2 separate regions of the Mus musculus genome follow, and region 1 is linked to region 2. Evidence: chromatin loops called from intact Hi-C (ENCODE). Cell type or tissue: left cerebral cortex. All regions are shown on one strand.

Region 1 (8,000 bases), 94 kb after region 2:
TAAATGAAACCATCATCATGCTTAATTAGTACATACTGACAGGAGAAAGAAAGGAGGAGAGAGAGAGAGAGAGAGAGAGAGAGGGAGGGAGGGAGAGAGAGAGAGAGAGAGAGAGAGAGAGGGAGGGAGAGAGAGAGAGAGAGAGGGAGAGAGAGAGAGAGGGAGAGAGAGAGAGAGAGAGAGAGAGAGAGAGAGAGAGAGAGAGAGAGAGAGAGAGAGAGAGAGAGAGAGAGAGAGAGAGAGAGAGAGAGAGAGAGAGAGAGAGAGAGAGAGAGAGAGAGAGAGAGAGAGAGAGAGAGAGAGCGCAGGGGGGCGATGAACACCAGCCCTGAGAGAAATAATGAAGACAGCCTGCCCTCCACTGAATAAAACAGAAAGCTCCAAATCTATCCTGCTCTACACACAAACACACAGAACACACACACACAGAGGGCATGGTAGCAGCAGAGCCTCAGGATAGTGTGGCTGGAGAGAGGACTCAGCAGTTAAGAGCATTTGCTGCCTTTGCAGAGAGTGTGGGTTACTTCCTAGCATCCCCGTGGCCCCTCTCAACCATCTGTTCCTCCAGATTTCAGAGATCTGAGGCTTCCACAGACACTTGGTGCACACATTGCATATACACACATGTAGAGACTCCTGCGTATAAAATAAGAAACAAATCTTTAAAAGCAGATCACCCTCGCAATACTGACTAAAGAAGAAAGGAATGAGCAGCCTCAGGCCCAGCGGAGCAACACAGGACTGATCTGAAACCAGGCAGATTAGTCAGAGCTGTTGATATGCAGGCTTGAACAAGGGACCATGAGGTCAACCCTGGAATTCTGCAGCCAAAGATGCTCCATGTGGACCAGTCATAGGAAGCAGCAGACAGGCCCAGCTCAGCAGCATCAATGACCAAGGCTTTGAAAAGCCAAAGAGACAGGAGACCTGACTGCCAAACACAAGTGAGTCTCTAGAGGCACTTTGTGCGTAAGCATTCTTGAAGACTGAGGACCAGGTTGTGTCAATGGGTCCATACAATTCCCTGCCTCTGTTGACTGCACTGAAGTTTCCACAGCACAGTTTTCCTGTTCATGAAGAGTCACAGAGCAGAATTCAGGGCTGATGAACAAGTCATTTACAAAAAGAAGATGAGGAGGAAGAAAGAAGAGGAGGAGGAGGAAGAAAAGAAGAGAGCAGGGAGAAGAACAGGAGGAGGCGAGGAAGAAAAGGAGGAGGAGAAAAGAAAAAGAGGAAGAAGAAAAGATTAAGGAAAAAGGAGAGGAGAAGGAGGAGGAGGAGGAGGAGGAGGAGAGGAAGAAGAAGAAGGTTGTTGTCTCTCATTTAGAACTTGAGATTTCTCTGTAGTATACACTTTTTTATAGCAATTCGAATTCTCCAAAACTGGTGCCTTCACGTGTAGAGTATAAAGCTTTGAAAATCTGTGGGAGTTTCACAGTCCGTACCCACTGGACTCTACAACTCTGATTTGGAGTAGTCTCGGGTAGTACATGTCTAGTCACAGCTTAATAAGGAAGGCACACACACACACACACACACACACACACAACCTCAAAGCCAACACATTGCTCAGAGAAGAAATTCCTCACAGCTTTTCAGCATCCTAAATAAAGATCAGTGACACCCGTGGATGAACCCCATCAGCTGCCAACCCCGAAGATTGGAAACGATGAGCTGGTTCCACCAGAAAGGGGCCAGAAACTTCTGTCCTTGGACTCTCATCAAATGAACATCCAGCCAGGAGAGATGAGATCATGCTAGCTCCAGGGACGATGGCAGCTACCATGTATGCCTCGTGCTAAGTCCTCATGCATACCATCTCACATGATCCCATGAGAACATAGCCAGCACCTGCCCAAGGCAGTCACAGTGACCCTGAAAAGGAGCAGAGAGTGTTATCTTTCACAGAGGCAGAGCCCAAAACAAAGAAACAGCCAGAACCTTGCCTGCTACCAAGTGACTCATTAGAGGACACAGGAATTCTGTTATAAGCTGCTGTCAATTGTTCTTCTTGGTTGTTGTGTTATTTTATTTTATTTTATTATTTTATTTTATTTCTCATTGGTATTGGGATGGAAGCTAGGCCCTGTGCTTGCTGGGCAGGCCCTGTGCTGGGAAGACCCTGTGCTAGGCAGATGCTTGCTTGCTGGGTAGGCGCTGTGCTGGAGAGGCGCTGTGCCACTAAGCTATGTCCTTAGCCCTCTTTTTACTTTTTATTTTGAGACAGGAGCTCTGCAAATTATCCAGGACAGTCTTGATCTTTCGGCCCTCCTGCTTCGACCTCCTTAAGTAGCAAGGATTACAGACTTCTATACCACCCTTTCACCCTTTCTCTTTTTTATGTCTGAGTGTTTCCTATTACTGTGATAAACCACCTTGACCAAAAGCAACTAGGGGAAGGAAATGGTTTATGTCACCTTACAGCTGATAAGTTCTTCATCCAGGGGCAGGAACTCAAGGCAGCAACCTGGAGGCAGGAGCAGAGGCCATGGAGGAGTGCTGCTTACTGGCTTGCTTCCATGACTTGCTCAGCCTGTTTTCCTATAGAGCCCAGGACCACCAGCCCAGAGACAGAATCACCCGCAATGAGCTGGGCCTTGCCCCTGAATCATCAATCTGGAGAATGGTTCACAGGATTCTGTTGTGGGGCCCTTTATTGACTGAGCTTCCATCTTCTTAAATGACTGTAGTTTATGTCAACTTGACATAAAATTAGGCAGCACACTGACATGATAACTGTGCATGTTCCTGGGTGCTGGGTGGTGCTCTGGCATCTGTGAGTTCAGTGATCAACAGCAGCAGATCACTGTGCCTGTCATCTCACACTGGGCATGTTGTAGTGCTGAGAACACTCAATCTTTTCCTTTAGCTATTTGAATAAATACTAAACACTAAATGACTCCTGACAGCAGCAACCCCACTGTGCTATGGAGCAAGGCAACTGATTCCTCCTCGATGTTCTGTCTCTGTTTCCCTATATTCCTCAACACACACCCATATACATTTACATACTCACATGCACACTCATACATGCTCACTCTCACATACACTCACACACATACACACGCACTTAAATAAACACATGCATATTCACTCACATACACTCACACACGTACTCACATAAACACACACACTCACATACACTTACACACGTACACACTCACATATATACACATTCATACTCACATACACACTCACCCTCACATACACTCACACACATACACACACACATTCATATAAACACACACACTCACATACACACTCATACACACTTACTCTCACATTCACACACATACATGCTCATACATACATAAATACATGTAGACATGCATTCACACATAACATGCACACACACACACACACACTCACACACTTCCTGCCTCTCAGGAGACTGAGCAGTGTTTGTCTTTATTTTACAGGCATGGTCTTGAATATCAAAGACCAAAAGTCCTATGAGTACATTCAGTACAACTTATTCACAAGGAGCCTAAGGCCACGAGAGGCTCCTGCCCAGCCCCCAACACCGTAGGTTCCGATTTCCTCCTCACTTTCTGGAAACTAACTCCTAAATCTTATGATTTGAATTCACTCTTTGAAATTGTCCCATTTGGGGAGGTGAAGCCGCAGATTGTCTCGTAACCCAAACCTCGCCCATAACACACTCAACATAAAGGGCTGGTGGGTTGGGAGCTCTCCGTCCATTATTCCTGGCTTGAGGGGGCTTTTTTCTTTCACATATTTGGCCAATGACAGCATCCAGAGCTAAGCACAAAGCTATTCCATTCATCTCAACTATTTCAGCAATTGTGTCTGGAAGCACACAGGAAACATTGCCATGGATACGGAGCTCTATGCAATGCTGCCTGAGCCTTGAATCTGCCTGTTTTGCACTTGGTTGTTAATAGTCTGTCACCTCTTCATTCCGATGGTCACAGATGTCTTTTAGACAACTATCCCACCCAGGCTAGCCCTTCTGGGTGGCAAAGAGAACTAAGGGAGAAGAGGAAGGGCCCAGGAGGGTACGAAGTCCAGGGGACAAACCCAGGTCACTCCATGTGTCTGCTTTGCGGCTCATCTCACCAGCTTGTGGCAGTGATAGTGTGCACTCCATGTAGGCCCTTGTTTGCTCAGTACTGTGTAGGGAAAGAAAGGCATCAGCAAACTGGGCAGGAGATGTCTGGTGTGGGAGCGCCAACAAGAGGAATGGGATCACCTTGCTCATGTACCTTCAAAAGAAGCCCCCATGCAGGTCTTAGGGCAGGAAGGGACCAAGTAAGCTAAAAGCAAACAGCTGGATGCAGCTTCAAGTAATGAGCCATGACTTTGCAGAGGCCTCTCTACTATCAGAGCATCTCACCCAAGCTGGGACTTGGATCTTCACCGCCACTAGAGGCAGGTAGCCCAGCCTGTGCCCCTGCCCTTCTCTCTCTCTCTCTCTCCCTCTCTCCCTCTCTCTCCCCCCCCCCCACTCCGGGCCGCCCCCTCCACCAGGCTCTCTCTTGACAGCTATTAGGAACCGTTCTGGCCACCTAGTGTGAGAACAGCCCTTTCAGTTCACTCCTGCCTCCTGTCTAAGCCCAGATGTGAAAGGAGACAACACAGAGCCAGCACAAAGACTGCTCATGAGAACCTCGTGACAGCCTGGTAAAGCCTGCACGAGGCAGCCTAGTGAGGCCAGCTCATGACAGCCTGGTAAAGCCTGCACGAGGCAGCCTAGTGAGGCCAGCTCATGACAGCCTGGTAAAGCCTGCACAAGGCAGCCTAGTGAGGCCAGCTCGTGACAGCCTGGTAAAGCCTGCACAAGGGGGAGGTCTGCACACAGAAGCCTGGTGAGTTAGGATGTCGAGGAAGAGCGGCCATTAAATGACACAGGAGTAAAGGCCCTTCCCAACTCTCCCTGGCAGACACTTCCAACAATCCTCATTTAGCTGTTGCATCTTGCTCTAGACTATCCGGTCCCTCCCACACAGGCCTACATACCATTTCTACTCTTCAAAGGCACCGCTTAAATCACACGATATACCTACTGATGATTATTATTGGTAATAATATGTCAGTCGCTCATTGGCATAAAGAATCTCTGGGTAACTTTTTATACCAGTGACGTGGCCTGTATGTTCATTACTTTCTCCTTGTCACTCTACCAGTTGGACATCTATAATGGCAAGATGACTGACTCAAGCCTACTTCACAGCCGCTGGCCCGACTGCTCATCCTCGCAGACCACAGAAGCCTGAAGCCCCAGGGAACTAACTACACATTTTGTGGGGTGAAGTGGTTCTTTCCCATTCCTGATGCAAAGCCTGATCACACCCCATAGCGCTCCTGAGAAACCCTGCCGCCTGGGCCACAGTGGGGACTTGCAAGCCTCTACACAGATCTTATTTGCTGGGCTCAAAGTCTCCAGAAGTACACGCCACCTCTCTAACCTTCTATAAAACTATCCTCATCTTGTGGTCCTGGCGACGTTTTCAACCTTTCTAAAGAAGGCTCCATCTCCCTTTGCGTTACCAGGCCCATTATAGTTCCAGAACGAAATAAACAGGAAGTGGATGCAGTCCGATGGAAGATCAATGTGGACATGAAGTCCTGCTTCTTCCAGTGAGCTGGGGAGCCAGTGCAGCCCTGGGGAGGAGCTTGTCCAGGCCAGAAGGAGTGGAGGTGTGGGGAGGGGGAAGCTGGGGGGTGGGGGAGAGCAGGGTAGTCTTGTCAGAGTCTTTTTCACATCTCAGCGGTTTGTAGTGTTTGTACTTCTGAAAAGGTACCAAAGCCGGAGAAGCTGAATTCAGATCTCCTGCACCCGTCTGAAAGCGGGGATTGGGGTGGGGGAGGGAGGGGAAGTGACCTCTGTCCTGAGGAGGCAGAACCAGGAGGCTGGCTGGAGCTGGCTGACAAACCAGTATAGCCACCTGAGGAACTCCGGGTTCGGTCTCCAAAAAATAAGGTGGAGAGAGATAAAAGAGGAATACCTCAGCACCCACCACAATGCGCACCCACAGGCAGGCAGGCACACACACCCCACACACCCCCACTAGACACACACACACACACACACACACACTCAAGTTCACACATCTGTTACCTTGACTTTTGTCAATAGCCTCCATTTTAATTCAAGCCATCTCGGCATGGTTGTGGATTTAGCCCTCCCCCCAAAAGAAAAGTTTTCCTCTTTTTCTTCTCTTTTCCTCTCTCTTCTCCTTCCCCCTACCCCTCCTCTTCTCTCCCCTCCCTTCTCCCCTCTTGACCCTTCACCTCCTTTCTTACAGATCTTCCCCTTCCCTCCCTCCCTCCCCCTTCCCTCCCTCCTTCCCTCCCTCCCTTCCTCCCTGTTAAGGAATGCATTTGACTTTGAAATGAGAACATCTTTCATTAGCTCATCACAGAATTTAGTCCTATGTGAATATTTTTTTTTACTTAATCACAAAGCAGGTTCCCGTTTCTCATCAAAGACTTTGGTGACATGATGTTGGTGGGTGGCCCCTATCTCCCTCCCTAAACTCAGGGTGACTGTGTCTCTCCAGCACGTTTCTAAGCCCGCCTCCCTCTCAGGCTTGGAATTGAAACCGCTGTGGTAGGCGGGGCTGGGGGGACTGCTTTTTATTTTCTCTTCTTAAGTGCAGGGCAGCCAAAACAGGAACCTAATTATACAGAGAGTCAGTTAAGAGCGGCAGCCCCTATCAGATCTTGCTGGGCTCAGCACTGTTTCCCGGGAACCGCTGCGGAGCCCATCCGCCACCAAATCCATTTGGCTCTACTTAGGAACTAAGTACAGGAAGGTAGTTATTGTACAAGATTAGTTTCCTGTAGGCCATAAATTGGCAGTGGCAGAAAAATACAGGATGAACGTGTTACGCTGCAAGGTCAGCTCAGAGGAAAGCGAATGGCCTCGCTTCCTCTCACTGAACCCGACTCCCTCCCCAACCTCTGCTCGGGCTGAAAAAGACCCTTTAACTGCTTAATTACTTCTTAATAGTTTTAAGCAAATTCAAAAGGCGTCGTGTTGCTAAGTGCCTGGAGGTATGGGCGGCCTGCACTATTTCAGGAATGCCCCTCCGAAGCCTGGCTGAAACCTGACCAGAGGGCCTGACAAACCCCGGCTTTGTGAGGGTTCTTGCCTTATTTGGCACTGACTGGAGCAGGATTTGCTTTGAAGCTTGGATTTTACATTTGGGGATAAAGGAGCAGCTTCTAAAGGGTGGGGGGGGGGGCGAAATTCAGCCAGTCAAAATAAAATTGTTTCCCACCCAGAGGCAGGGGAAGGGGGACGCCTTGCACAGTCACTTTCTTCACCGAGAACGGGGTTTAAAAACAAAAGCAAAGGCTCCTTTGATAACTGGCCTTCAAGGAAAGGGAGCCCCTAGGTGGGCTGCACAGGAGGCTTGTTTGACACTGGAGGAGGTCACCTGAGCCTCTTTGCCTGGTTGAAAACTTAACCTTTCTTCTTCTATTCTTTTGAATTTTTTTTTCTTTTTCAAACCGGCTTCAAGTTGCCAGGGAAAACTAACTCCCCACTGGAAACGGATGGGGTGTTTAGATCCGGTTCTCTGGCCCTCTGGCCTGAAAGGCTCTGATTTAAAGTCTAACGATGTAGAAGACTGTGGTGAGTCACTCCCCCAGGACCCGCTACCCCATCTGGTCCCTGCTGGCAAGCTCCTGTGATTGCTCCCGGCACAGGTGGGACAGAGAAAGTGGGGGTTGAATTGTTGCTTCTCAGGAGGGGACCAGTCCCACTTCCTGTCTGCTCTCTGCAGACTAATCCTCTCGGGCATGTGAGCAAGCAAGCAAGCAAGCTCACACTCCTGCGACCCCAAGAGCCCTTACAGCTGTATCCTTTCCGTCACAGCCATCTGTACCCCGCACTGCCCCAAAATCAACCTTTCCTGCCTTGAGCTAACTCTGGCCCGGTATTTGATCACCACAGAAAGGTAACTGGTAGGGCTTTTGGCGGGAGGCGGGGGAGCTCTCCTGATATCCTAGTAGACTGCAGCTACAGCTAC
Region 2 (8,000 bases):
CAATCAGGGAGGAGCTCTCATCAAGATGTACCGCTCTGTGGAAGGCAGTCTTCACAATACGATTCTCTAACATGTGTCACTGAGTTTCCCAAGAAGGATGGAGGCATAGTTAGTGCTGGGTCGAATGGGCTGTGTGAGACTGAGACTGCACCATGACCGTCTCTGTCCTTCTATGACTTAGTCTTCCTTCCTGCCTTCCCCTAGAGCAGCACGGGGCAAGGCCAGGTCAGCACGGGGCAAGGCCAGGTCAGCCAGCAACCTTGGCAGCTGCACTCCTCCAGAATCCTTCTCTTCATTTTGCTGGGTTATTTTCAGTGGCCCAGTCTTTTCTGACCCGAAGCTCGGACAGGACAGATGTGTTTGCTGACTATCCTTGCCTAAACTGCATCCTTGAGAGATTCGGGACTTCAGTGTGAAGACACCCATGTTGTGCTGTGTCCTGGACCCTGTTTTCCTGGTCCACGCTGCTTGACTCACTCCATGGTGCCATGCTGCTGTCTTCTATGCAGAGACAGCTGGCTTTCTCCACATTCTACATATCGTCTGTGCTCACAAGGGACACGCATCTAGATTCTTCCCAGTCTATCTGATTGCAATGAATGTTGTGTGTAACCATGAGAGACCAGGAGTCTGTCGATTCATAGAAAACACTGTTCTGACCTTCAGTAATTCCACAGGCACTCTCCAAGGTGGCTTGCCAATCCCTTGGTTACCAGGCAGGAAAAGGCCCTTCATAGTTATTTCAACTTCATAACTAGATAGAGAAGAATACTCTGAATTTGGTTCAAGTAGATTCAGGAGTTGCGGTGAGTAAAGGGTGTCATTTGAAACTTTTATTGTGGTAAAAAATCCAATGAGAACTACTAGGGAAAGAGGGGCCAAGACAAGTTCCAGGACCAAATGCAAGGAACTGCAATGCTACCAACTGAGACAGGAAGAATTTCATGAAATCCAGCCCCAGGGAGATGGGTTTGGCCTAGCAAGCCTGGGTGTCTAGTAAGAGCCATTTGGAAATACAGAGCTGGCAAGCAGGCCTGTAGTCTGCACTTCTTGGGAGATGCCGTGTTAGAGGCAGAGATTCGGGATTATCCACAAACAGATGGTGTTTTAGACTAAAGTGAGAGATGAGAGCTAGTGGAGGTAGGCACAACCCAAACCTTCAGCTCCTTACTTCTCAAGTCAATGTACTTCCTGCCTAGGAAAGGAATAAATAAAGGGAGAGGGAGAGGGACAGACAGACAGACACAGATGGGGGTGGAGAGAGAGAGAGAGAGAGAGAGAGAGAGAGAGAGAGAGAGAGAGAGAGAGAGCCAAGCTGCCACGCAAAGGGAGCAGCATTTCACAAGACCCGAGGCAGCCGTGCTGATGTAAGAGGCGCTTTGCTCTCCCTCTCTCTAACAGCATCCAACATGGCATCTCTACAGCTGACGACAGACTGGAAACAGTACAGAGTGTTTCCTTCGAGACAAAAAGAAACGGAAGCACAGAGAAGTTAAATAAGTGCTACCAGGACATTCTGCTTAATGAGTGAAGGCTCCAGAGCAGAGACTAACATTGCCACACCATCCTTCTTTGCACACTTAAAACGCTGGGGGCTTTTGGAAATAGAACTTTCTGGAAGTTCTAAAGCTGTACATTTTTCCCCTCTCTGGACCAAGAGAGACATGTTAAAGAAACTTGAAATACTCATTCCCTTGTTTCCCCTGTGTCCTTTAAAGATTAGCTCTGAATGGATGATTTTAAACACTGAGAGAAAAATCAGCCAATTCCACACATGCCCGGTTATTCTTGGAACTGAATAAACAAAACCATGGAGGGGCCCAGGGGGTGAAGAACAAGTGGTCTTCACACTGAAGCTCACAGCGATCAGTTCCAGCTAATGAATACAGCATCCAGAAAAGGGGTCAACGTTTCCCGTGTTCTATTTCTGATGTCTTTGTGGATGATGAGCTAAGCAAGCCTGGCTGCCATCCTGCAGAGTAGGGAAGATGCTTGGCAGGAACCTAGGGTCTGTGCTAAGCCCAGTAGCTGGGGGCCCTGGATGTGGTATCTCCTCTAGCATTGATCTTCATCGGTCATGGACAAGCTAGTGTGCCCTGGCCTGTCTGTCTCAGATGTGTGACTTAAGAGTGAACACAAGTAGAAGATTTAAGGAAAAATGGATGAGCCGGGCTGTGGTAGCGCATGCCTGTAATTCCAGCACTTGGGAGGCAGAGGCAGGTGGATTTCTGAGTTCAAGGCCAGCCTGGTCTACAGAGTGAGTTCCAGGACAGCCAGAACTGTAGAGAAACCCTGTCTCAAAAAAAACAAAAAACAAAAAACGAAAAGAAAAGATGGGTGTGGGCCCTCCCCCATCCCTTCAGAACGTGGTTCATATCTGTGTCATAAGGTGAGGTCTACACCTGTACCCACAATCCTCTGCTCCAGACTTAACTGTGTCCTGACAGTGGGCAGAGCCATCTAAGGAAGGCTAAGTGTGCCATCCCAGAATTCGGTAAAATGTTGTTAGTTTGACATGGGCCTTCTGTATTTTGTCCCCTTGGATAAGCAAACCTTGAGAATTTAAAAAATACAAGATTGTGAGTTAAGAGGCATCCCATTGCATTAAGCAGAGGTGTTTGAATCAGAGAGTCTAGCTATGAGCTAAGGCCAACACAAGAAACCGTTCTCTTATCAATATGTTGAAGAACTATTTCTGTATCCGAAGTGGTGTGTGCGTGTGTGTGCGCGCGCACGTGTGTGTATGTGTGTGTGTGTGTGTGTGTGTGTGTGTGTGTGTGTGTTTGTGTGTCCAATGCAGAGCAAGTGAACATTTTGCCTTCTGTTGCTGAATCCACGCTGGGAGAGAACTGCTAGGTTCCTTTGAGCATGTGCACACACATTCAACCAAGTTCTTGACAGCATTTATCAGAAATTCATGATTCAAACTATAAATGCGGTGTCTACAATGATAGTTGGCTTTTTCTATGACTGTTAATAAAATGTATTAGTGAACCTTGGGGTGCTGCCAGTGTTGCTCTGCAATCCACCAACCAAGTAGAAAAGGCCAACACCCATAGAACTAGCAGAGAAGGAACATGTTAGAAGTATAAGTATTTCCTCTGCTTATGAGATTGTGAAGACTAAGAGACTGTGCATATGTGTGCAGGCACTCACACATGTGCAGACACCTGCACATGCATGTACACACACACACACACATGCACACATGCACAGACACGTTGCTAGCTCTTCTCAAATATCTTTCTGCTCTATTTTCCGAAAAGTTCACCTTTTAGAAAAATGTCAAATACCCGTTTTATTTCTTCTTTCCAACCCTAGTCCCTCACACAGCTCAGTGTAGATTAAATGCTCTTGGGCACCCACATCTAGCACCGATACTGCCAAGACAGGGCTACAGCATGACCTCAGCAGGGGGCACTGGTGACTAGCCATGGGCTCAGCAGTGCCATGCTGTCACTAGTCACTTGTAATGGTACGAGGACTATGTTGCAGAGGCTGCAGCCTGGAACACCGATGCTACTCAAGCAAGGGGGGAAGATGCATTAGGAAAGTTGCTACCTGTCGTTGCTATAACAAACTACCCCAAACTGTGGTGCTTCAACAACAGAAAGATGCACCTGGAATCCTGGGAGCTACACGTTCCCATCAGAGCCTCAGTGGGCCACACTTCCTCCACATTCTAGAAGTCTGCCATGGCATCCCGATTGTAGACGCAAAGCCAAGCGTTTGAACACCAGGGCTGTGCAGTGCGCACCACACGGCTCTGGGGAGAAGGGGATCCCCTTGTTTAGCCATTTGGTTATTTATAGTCTGTTCCCAGAGTCAGCTTCCTCAAGGAGGAAAATCAACACTATATATTGGGTACCAGAGCAAGAGCATCTTCTGGGTTCTGTTAGTGCAACTGTGCCATGCTGCAACACCATGAAGTAAAACACGGGGGATGAACTGGTCCAGCTCACCCTGTGTCAGCGTGCACACTTTCATCTCCCATGCACAAGTCTCTGTTCTCTAAGTCTGATTCATGCCCACTACATCCCGACAGCCGTCTTTCTGATGAAAACCTCCGTCCCTCCACATCCCTATAACTCCAAGCTGCCTGCATCAGCCACCACGCAGTTAACAGAGCCCAGAGTGACCAAAGCAACCTCGAGTGCTTTTTATGGTAGGTGACTGTGCTCCACTTTCGCATCCAACTAATGATCCTGTCTTTCAATCCCAAACATTTCCAACCCCGGCTACTGAGTGAGCATGTTTCCTGTGCCTCCTCACCCCCCACCCCACCCCCCAACCCCGTGCCTGTTCTCCATGGAAACCACGCCCTCGCCCAGGCACCTGGGCAGCACAGCTCTTTAGACCGCAGATGTCACCCCAAAGCCTAGCATGGGATTTCCAAATCGTACTGGAGGTATCACTATGAAGCCTAGCACCTGCTGGGACCCACGGAGACAGGAATCTATTTCTACCATGTGAAAGTCTCTGGCCTTTTGTTTCCATGTGACATCTGCATTTTAAATCTTTTTTTTCCTTGTCTTCGCATATGTGCCCCAAGAAATGCCTTGATGTACCAGGATCGACTGGGTCTTCAGGCCTGCCCACCTTCCTGCTGGCCAGCGTCCCCTTTGCATTTTTCAGGTATTTGTTTGCAGATTGTTTACCTGTAGCCTTGAGGCCATCGGTCAGAGGTGTGGACTTGGTGATTTACACATCAATGACTTTACCTCTTTGAGTTTTAAACCACTCTTGTTTACAAAATGAGTGGCACTGATGTATTTTCTTGGTTTTCGTTCTTTTCCTTAGCTCTTGGTACTTCCTTTTCTTCCTAAATAGCTCTGTGCTGATCACCTTTCCCTGTGTGCCTCCTACCTGGCTGTTTTGTGTCGTCACTGTTCCCTAAACATGTGAGGCTGATATACGTAAAGTATTTGCCACAATTTACAACATGCCAGCATGATGGAACAAAATTCACATTCCTGGTTCCCTTACTGGTATTTATTAGTGTTGTGTATTCACTGCACATAGTAGCAGGTGTCCTGAACACATTTGCATGTATGCACATCATGTAGGATTAGGCCAAGTAGTCTCTCTTCTTCCCCTCCCCTTCCCACTAGTCTCTCCCTCTCTCTTTCCCAGGCAGTCTTGCTTCCAATTTTATACATAAAGACATATATGAATATATTTTCATAAATAGATATTCATAAATGTATATCTACATACATAATATAGGGCATATTCAAGACACACTGGCCTTTGTGTTTGCTTTTTTAATGTCTTTCTGAAACTCATCACTGCGTGTACTCTTTAAAGATTTATTTTATTTTTAATTATGGGTATGTGTTTGTCTGTGTGTGGTATGTACACATGAGTACAATGACCTTAGAGGCAGGAAGGAGATGACAGATGCCCTGAAGCTGGAGTTACAGGTGACTTGAAGTGGCCCTCTGGAGGAGTGGTGAGTGCTCTTAACTACTGAGACATGCTTCCAGCCCCACTACGGATGTTTTTAAACACTTACGTTTTATGTCTATAAAAATCCAGAATCCTCATAAGAGAGAAAAACATGTGTTGTTTGACTTTCTGGCTCATTTTGCTAAGATGAGGACGGATGATGATGGTGGTGGTGGTGATGATGGTGATGATAAGTTGTCTACCTCATTCCCTTTGTAACTGAGTCAAGCTCCTCTGTGTGTCTCTCTCTCATTAACAAATCTATTCTGCTGATGGACGCCTAGGCAGAGCCACAGCTTAGCTACTGTGCGTGAATGGCACCACAGAGCAAGCACATGTCTGCAGCCATCTCTGTGATAATACACTCCCCTCTTCAAGCCCGGGGGGGGGGGTGCTGTCACACAAAGTGTAGCTTAGAAAATAAGGTACAGATTCTGTCTGCAAAACTAGGCTATCCTGTTAGCCGACATGCAACAGAAAGGTTTGGCGGCAGCCAAGAAAGACAAGGGACACTGGTAGAACCCCCAAGTAGCTTCCCAATGCCTTTAAATACATGCTCCCCTGTGTCTGTGTTTGGAGGGGCCACAACTGCTCCCCCAGGCCTGCCCTGCACCCTCTCTTTCTCTCTGCTTCAGCACACTAACTTTAGATTAGAGTCTCCGACTCACCACATCTGTGTCACCTCAGAACCTTCCCTCCTGCCAAGAAGCTTGCTATCCACTTGGATGGACCCAAACCATCAAACCACACTTGAATGCCAGCTTTTATGTGACTCTCTCCAAGCATGCCACCCTGGTTCTAAAGACAGAACTAGACCCTCACTGGATATGCCAGAAGCTTGTGGTGTACGGGAAGTCCCTGAGAGAACCCTGTGGATTGGCCTTGGCACTCTCACACCTGGCTAGCATCCGTCCTGGCCCACAGTAGCTCTTCACAGACAAGTGCATTTTCACATATGCATTTCAGTAGTCGGGTGCTATAAGATTAGCTGTCTAGCATCATAGTTTACCGGGTATACGTACGATTCCTAATGAATACCAATGTGGAAACAGAGGCCGAGTGATATCTTGTGATTTCTGGAAGGCCACTTAGTTGGGACATCGGAAGTCAGTCTTAGTTTCCGGCCTGTGCTCCGGCATCTTGACTAGTGAAGTGTAGTGCCTAGTGCAAGCACTCAGATACCGTGTGTGCTCTAAGAGACTGCAGACAAAGATGCCAGCAGCAAGCAACCACAGCCACAGAAGCCATCATGGATCAGTTTCACTTCCACATACCATGCGCACGCGCACATGCCTGCCTGCGCATGTGCGTCTGTCTATGTGTGTGTGTGTGTGTGTGTGTGTGTGTGTGTGTGTGTGTGTGTGTGAGTGTGTGTGTGTGAGTGTCTGTGTGTGTGTCTGTGTGTGTGTGTGTGTGTCTGTGTGTATGTGTGTATGTGTGTGTGTATGTGTGTCTGTGTGTGTCTGTGTGTGTGTGTGTCTGTGTGTGTGTGTCTGTGTGTGTGTGTGTCTGTGTGTGTGTGTGTGTGTGTGTGTGTGTGTGTGTGTGTATAGAGGAGGCTATAGAGCACAGTGTCTCTCCTCAGGTGACCTTGTTTTTTGTAGGTTTAGTTTGGTTTTAAACAGCATCTCTTACTGGCACCTGGAGCTCGCTGATTCAGCTGGGCGAGCAGACTTCCCATTTCTACTTTCATGGTGCTAGGATTGTGAACAAGACACCACACCCAGCTTTTTACACGGATTCTGGCGATCTGAACTCAGACTGTGGCACAGCAAGCACTTTATAGACAGAATCATTTCTCCTGCCCCAGTTCCACAGACGTTCATCAGAGACCAGGCAATTCCCAAAGCCGGATGCTCAACCCATGGCTGGATCTCTCCAAAGACACAGCCTGCAAGTATGCTGGGGGTTCAAGCTCAGCAGTGTGCTGGTGGCCTGGGAAGTGGGATGACACAGGAAGGCTCCCTGAAGCATAGACTTCACCCACATCTATAGACAGACCAGAGATCTACAAACCTCAAATCACAAGCATTTTCCTTCTCCTGTCCCCTAATGCATGGAGATGTTTTATCTTGCATTTCTAATGCAGCCTTTCTGTTCAGTTTCAATGGTGATTAACAAGAACACACACACACACACCTGTGTGTGCATCTGCTCTGTTCTTGCCGTAGGGTCAAAGCAGACAGCTGTGCTATAGAGCAGGAAGTCTGTTTAGTGGGGTTCTGTTTCTTGGTTTCTTCTGTCTAAACTTCATTTGTGTGTAGAAGCAACAGAAATGTGCACATGAAACTGTGAAGTTCCCTGGCGACTGTCACAGCGTCAATAGCCCCAAACCTGACAACTTGCTAACACCAGAACCGAAACCGAGACTGAGACTGAGCACTGGTTTTGGTCACGCACCACCCCCACCCCCACCCCCACCCCCACCCCCACCCCCACAATGTCATCATTCCAGTCTTAAATCCTAACGCAAGTCCTTCCACTGACAGAAGAAGATCTGCCTGGACACTTGAGGCTGTGAACTCACAATACCTCTCATATGAAGCACTGAC

What was found. Peaks named below come from ENCODE experiments on the same cell type or tissue, not always from the same donor. Only the 100,000 strongest peaks of a DNase experiment are listed, where the experiment ranks them.
Region 1: it touches region 2 in a loop (1.8-fold over the local background); 3 of 42 quality-filtered maps call a loop at or near these places.

The regions. Positions count from the first base shown.
Region 1 is chr8:10,918,052-10,926,051 of GRCm38, forward strand. Gm32594 (a long non-coding RNA gene) reads right to left here and starts at 3,033. Exons shown (of 2, transcript XR_378710.2): 1 at 2,418-3,033; 2 at 1,568-1,875. 3930402G23Rik (RIKEN cDNA 3930402G23 gene) reads right to left here. Exons shown (of 4, transcript NR_135302.1): 4 at 6,376-8,000. In left cerebral cortex, no CTCF peak of the experiment used is centred here; DNase peaks (open chromatin) are centred at 570, 3,849, 6,703 and 7,635; H3K4me3 peaks cover 272 bases.
Region 2 is chr8:10,824,335-10,832,334 of GRCm38, forward strand. No RefSeq gene overlaps it. Among named protein-coding and RNA genes, the nearest start is that of Gm32485, 11 kb to the left of the region's middle. In left cerebral cortex, a CTCF peak has its summit at 3,413 (motif pointing right); DNase peaks (open chromatin) are centred at 1,066, 1,378, 1,903 and 4,108.